2 separate regions of the Homo sapiens genome follow, and region 1 is linked to region 2. Evidence: read pairs that join two places in POLR2A ChIA-PET (ENCODE). Cell type or tissue: Panc1. All regions are shown on one strand. Each heading gives the region's core, and the rest is flanking DNA. Links, peaks and the distances in the headings are about the cores only. Region 1 overlaps DPH1 (diphthamide biosynthesis 1). Region 2 overlaps SMG6 (SMG6 nonsense mediated mRNA decay factor).

Region 1 (2,853 bases), core at 1-2,500, 190 kb after region 2:
AACCTGTGGCCTACTGGTTTTCCCAGCTGTGTTCCCAGTCACTTCCCTCCTCCAGAGGCTGTCCTGAGCCCACTGACCTCCAGGATCTTAGGACTGCCCTGGCGGCCCAAAGTGCCCAGAATAAGGCCCCAGGACTTAGCTGAGCGGGCAGTGGCTATGGCTTCTTGGCGAGCAGCCTGCATGCGCTGGTGGTCATAGTGTTCTCTGGATAGGACTTTGCTATATGGGTCATACCTGGAAAAGAAGCAGTCAGGGTCACTGTGGCAGCCACTGTCAGGACCAGTATTATGCACACAGCTCCTGACTCAGCCCCGTGGGCTCCTGAACCTTTAGGCCCCACGCAGGTAATTAAGAACAGAGGCAAGAGCGGGGACTGTCATTAGGAAGACCTGTCCCACAGCTGGAGCAGACAAGAGTGGGCGGCTTTAAGATCTCCGTGTAAACCCCAGGAGACGGGTAGGCAACAGCAGCCCTGGGGCTAATGCCCAGATCCAGGGCCCAAGTGCCTCAGACCCTTAGGGCTGGTGGCTTAGTGGCCAGGAAATGGGGATGCAACCAATTGAGGACCTCAGTGGCAGGGAATCTCACCCCTCACCAGCTGGTCAGCCCAGCCCGGCCCAGCCCATACCGGTAAGCGGGGACATTGGGGTTGGCAATCATGACAGACTCCAGATGGAAGCGGCCATCTCCAAGATACCTGCAGGGGTGGAAAGGAGGCTAAGTGTGGTTTAGGGCAGCAGAAGAGGCACTCGCTGGCTTAGAAGTCCACAGGGCTGGCCGGGCGCGGTGGCTCACGCCTGTAATCCCAGCACTTTGGGAGACCGAGGCGGGCGGATCATGAGGTCAGGAGATCGAGACCATCCTGGCTAACACAGTGAAACCCCGTCTCTACTAAAAATACAAAAACTTAGCTGGGTGTGGTGACGGGCGCCTGTAGTCCCAGCTACTCGGGAGGCTGAGGCAGGAGAATGGCGTGAACCCGGGAGGCGTAGCTTGCAGTGAGCTGAGATCGCGCCACTGCACTCCAGCCTGGGTGACAGAGTGAGACTCCGTCTCAAAAAGAAAAAAAAAAAAAAAGAAGTCCACAGGGCTGCCAGGTGCAGTGGCTCATGCCTGTAATCCCAACACTTTGGGAGGCCGAGGCGGGTGGATCACGAGGTCAGGAGATCAAGACCATCCTGGCTAACACGGTGAAACCCTGTCTCTACTAAAAATACAAAAACTTAGCTGGGCGTGGTGGCGGGCACCTGTAGTCCCAGCTACTGGGGAGGCTGAAGCAGGATAATCACTTGAACCCGGGAGGCAGAGGCTGCAGTGAGCCGAGATCGCACCTCTGCACTCCAGCCTGGGCGACAGAACAAGACTCTGTCTCAAAAAAAAAAAAAAGTCCAGAGGACTGAGTTCACAGCTGGCTGTGCTGTGCCTCTGTGTAAACTGGGACAAGCCTTCACTTCACCTCTTGGAGCCTTGGTTTTCTCACGTGTGAAATAAGGAGTTTGAATTGGATGACTCTACGGTCCCTCTATTTACATAATGCAGAATCTAAGAACCGTCCCACCCCAAGCTTCTGAGGAAGAGTGAAGGAGCAGCCGGCCGTGGTGAGGCCACCTGGGGTTCTAGAGATCCTCATTTGGAAGTTGGGGAACAGATTCTCCTTCACAAGCTCAATACAGATGTGGACAGTAGTGTTCAAGGAGTCATCTACGCCAGCAGTAACCAATATTTTTGGCACTGGGAACAGGTTTTGTGGAAGACACGGGTGGGATTGGGGGATGGTTTCAGGATGAAACTGTCTCACCTCAGATCATCAGGCATTAGGATCTCATAAAGATCATGCAACCTAGATCCCTCGCATGTACAGGTCACGATAGGGTTTGAGCTCCTACAAGAATCTAATGCCGCGGCGGATCTGACAGGAGGCGGAGCTCAGGTGGTCACGCTGGCTGGCCCACCCCTCACCTTCTACTGTGCGGCAGGTTTCCTAACAGGACATGGGACCAGGGGTTGGGGACCTCTGATCTATGCTGTACATGAGGTTGCAGGGCATACAATGGCTACTTTCTGCCCAAACTAGCTCTTGGGGCCAGTTACTGAGTTATAACAAAAGCTACCGGATTTTCATTTTGTTTTTTTGAGGCAGGGTCTTACTCTGTCACCCAGGTTGAGTGACTCGGTCATGGCTCGCTGCAGCCTCAACCTCCCAGGCTCAAGCGATCCTCTCACCTAAGCCTCCTGAGGAGCTGGGACTACAGGCATGGACACTGTACCCAGCTAATTCTTTTTTTTTTTTTTTTTTTTTTTTTTGGAGAGAACAGGGTTTCATTATATTCCCCAAGCTGGTCTCAAACTCCTGGACATATGCAATTCTCCTGCCTTGGCCTCCCAAAGTGTTGAGATTACAGGCGTGAGCCACTGTGCCCGGCCAACAGCTACTGTTTATTGGACTTGTGCCTTCTGTGTACCAGGCATAGACTAAGTACCTGCTGTGAATTAGTTCACGCAGTCCTATCTCCTAATCCTCCCAGATACGTATAGTATACCTGTTTTACAGAAGGTAACAACTGAGGCTCAGGGATGTTAAGAAACTCGCCTAGTATTAAACAGCTAGGAAGCAGTGTGTCTGAGGCTCAACCCAGGCTGTACCAAGTGTGCCCCCAGACATGCTGTCCCTGACAGTAGCTTCCCAGCCCATGAAGATTACAGAGCGTGGAAGATAACCTGCCTGTGGCAGCTCCTTCTCTCCCTCTTGGAGACCACACTTCATTCTGATGAATGGCTAACACTCAGGGTGTCCCTCCCTCCAACATACACTTTGAAGACCCCAAGGGTAGAGACTGAGTGACGTGGGCACAG
Region 2 (2,906 bases), core at 270-2,769:
AGGAAGGGCTTTCTCCACGTGCCTCCGTATTTAACACTTCGGTAGTCATCTCATTGGTTGACGTGGTGCCGGAGGGTGACCTATTGATCTAAACCACAAGTACTCCAAGAATTTTAATTTTTAAAAATTTTGTAATTTAAGGAAATAAAACTCTAGTTTCTTGAAGGGAAGAATTGAAGCAGCATTGTGGTAGGGGAGCACTGAAACCCCATTGCATCCCCCATCTGTGCCCAATTTGTTCCAATCTGGCCCTTTTTTTTTTCTTCCTTCATTTTCTCTCCCCCTCTTGTTCTCTCTTTTTCAAAAATGTTTTATAATTCCTGGAATCAAAACCACTTCAGGCACACACTGTTTTATTTTACTGTATTATTGGATTATACCGCCTATAAATCACTGGATGTTACTCATTGGCCACCACTGGAATAACTTCCCTTTTCTGTGCCCTGGCTCCCTCTGTTTTCCTCTACCAGTTTCATAGCACATACATCCATTTAGCTTTGCAGAGAAGCCCCGGTGGCAGCAAGAGGGCACCCAAGAGACACTTCTTGCACGTGCTATTGGTATTGCCTGCTTTTAGGGAATATTTGGGAGCTGGGATTAAGGTAGAGCCTGACTGGCATTCCTTTCATTATCATTTATGCTTGCTTTTTTTGGGTGGGGGGAGGGAGGGACAGAATCTTGCTCTGTCGCCCAGGCTGGAGTGCAGTGGTGCGATCTCGGCTCACTGCAACCTCTGCCTCCCGGGTTCAAGCAGTTCTCCTGCCTCAGCCTCCTGAGTAGCTGGGGTCACAGGCGCCCACCACCACGCCTGGCTAAGTTTTGTATTTTTAGTAGAGACGGGGGTTTCACCATGTTGGCCAGGCTGGTCTCGAACTCCTGACTTCGTGATCCGTCCGCCTCGGCCTCCCAAATTACTGGGATTACAGGCATGAGCCACTGCACCCAGCCTTATGCTTGCTTTGAATGGTGTTAGTAATCCTGAATTACAGAAGGTAGAGGGAGTGTCACATGTGGGTCTCCAGAGGGAGAGAGAGCTAGCTAGCTAGCTACAGCTGTCTGTATAGGACTGATAGCTTTAACTTGTAGGTGTGGGATGTTTCATGCCATTGTTGTGATGGGAGGTGACTCTAGTTGAGTTTGGTTCGCAACCGAAGTGTCCTTGTCTTCCAGCATACAACAATCTCAGAGACGTTCAGAAAAGCAGTATGCTCCTCTGTGGTGATTCACTTCTGTCGTGAGTCTCTTACCCAAGCAGAATGTATGAAGTGCCTAATCCTCCGCTTGTCAGAACAGTTGTACAGGAAATCCACCTTTCATAAGGGGTTAGGCTTGAGTTAGCTGTGTAAACTGGCCCCCTCATTCCTCCTCCTACATCTCTGGTGGTAGAAACCCTTGGGCTTTTTCTCTACAAGGATCTCTGTGGGTAGATTTCCGTAGGGAATCATTGCCACCTGACTTTCATTTTCAGGATGCCTCAGTTTAGAGAAAATGAACAGAGCCAGCCTGAGCAAGGAATTTTGTGAGAAGTAGATTCAAAGTAGAAGTAGATTCAAAGGTCAGAATAGGTTAGGCTTTGGAAGGCAGGCCAGAGAAGGATGCATGCTTCAGCTCTGCCCTCTTTCCCTGTGGGGGAGATAGAACTCTTGACAGGCCGCTTAGTGCAGACTGCTCTCGGCACTCTCTGCCTGTGGATCTGCCTGTAGTTCCCTGAAGAGAAGTGAGTATGTCAAGGGACCCACCTGTCTTTCCACTTCTGGGTTCCAGGGTCCTTGTTTTCAGAATGTATTTAGGCTGGGGAAGGAGAAATAGGAAAAGCCAAAGAAATGAGAAAATTGTCATCTCAGTAAAATTAAGCCTTTTATCATATCAGTTGAAGAAATGGTCTTTGTTTTGCCCCAAGATAGCCATGTGGTTTGGTGTCCATGGCTGCTTTGGTGTGGAGTGAGAGATGCAATATCCCATGTTGCCCAGATTTCGTTTCTTTTGCCGTTTTATAGCTTGTCAATTTGATTGTTTGTGGTTTTCCCTTTTTTTTTTTTTTTTTTTTTTTTTTTTTTTGCCCCGACATGGACTTATTCTGAAGGAGAAACATTATTTGGAGGAATTTTGGCAGCAGGACACTTTTCTTTTCCTTTCTTTTCCTTTTTTTTTTTTTTTTTTTTTTTTTTTTTTTTTTTGGAGACGGAGTCTTGCTCTGTGGCCCAGGCTGGAGTGCAGTGGCACGATCTCAGCTCACTGCAACCTCTGCCTCCTGGGTTCAAGCGATTCCCATGCCTCAGCCTCCCGAGTAGCTGGGATTACAGGCACAGGCCACCACACCCGGCTAATTTTTATATTTTTAGTAGAGACAGGGTTTCACCACATTGGCCAGGCTGGTCTCAAACTCCTGACCTCAAGTGATCCGCCCACCTCAGCCTCCCAAAGTGCTGGGATTACAGGCATGAGCCACTGCGCTTGGCCTGGCAGCAGGACTTTCAGCTACCTTTTCAGAGCTCTAAGTTTTGTAAATGTATAGCTTGGGTGTGGGTGTGGGGCTCAGGCCAGATTCATACTGTATGCTGAATTCACAGAGAAAGTAGGTATGTTCTAGGGGGCTGGTGAGGGGTGGGAAGTGTTGAACTTTGGACCCTAACCAAGTAAATGCCTATATGAGGAAGAATTGTAGTTTTCAGAGGGCGTGACCAGTAATGACAACCACAGCAATGACTCCATGCTCTAATACATGATGACACTTTATAGTTACTGCATATGTGTTTTCCTTTGATTCTCTTGTCAGCCCTGTGAGACAGGCTGGACAGATATTTTGTGTCCTGTTTCATAGATGAGGAAAATCATATCAGAAAGGTTAAGCAGGGCTGCACAGCTAGTAAATTATACACAGGTGTCAAGTGTCCATCCTTTGATAT

Evidence for each region. ChIA-PET counts read pairs that join two places held together with the same protein. Peaks named below come from ENCODE experiments on the same cell type or tissue, not always from the same donor. Only the 100,000 strongest peaks of a DNase experiment are listed, where the experiment ranks them.
Region 1: POLR2A ChIA-PET joins it to region 2 with 11 read pairs; 7 of 35 experiments call an interaction of 5 or more read pairs at or near these places.

What each region holds. Positions count from the first base shown.
Region 1 is chr17:2,037,599-2,040,451 of GRCh38, reverse strand. It overlaps DPH1 (diphthamide biosynthesis 1), which reads right to left. Exons shown (of 13, transcript NM_001383.6): 7 at 629-697; 8 at 78-234. Among named protein-coding and RNA genes, the nearest start is that of OVCA2, 3.0 kb to the left of the region's middle. In Panc1, for the core only: no CTCF peak of the experiment used is centred there; no DNase peak of the experiment used is centred there.
Region 2 is chr17:2,229,458-2,232,363 of GRCh38, reverse strand. The region is part of intron 10 of SMG6 (SMG6 nonsense mediated mRNA decay factor); the gene reads left to right. Among named protein-coding and RNA genes, the nearest start is that of SMG6, 73 kb to the left of the region's middle. In Panc1, for the core only: CTCF peaks have their summits at 319 and 522; no DNase peak of the experiment used is centred there.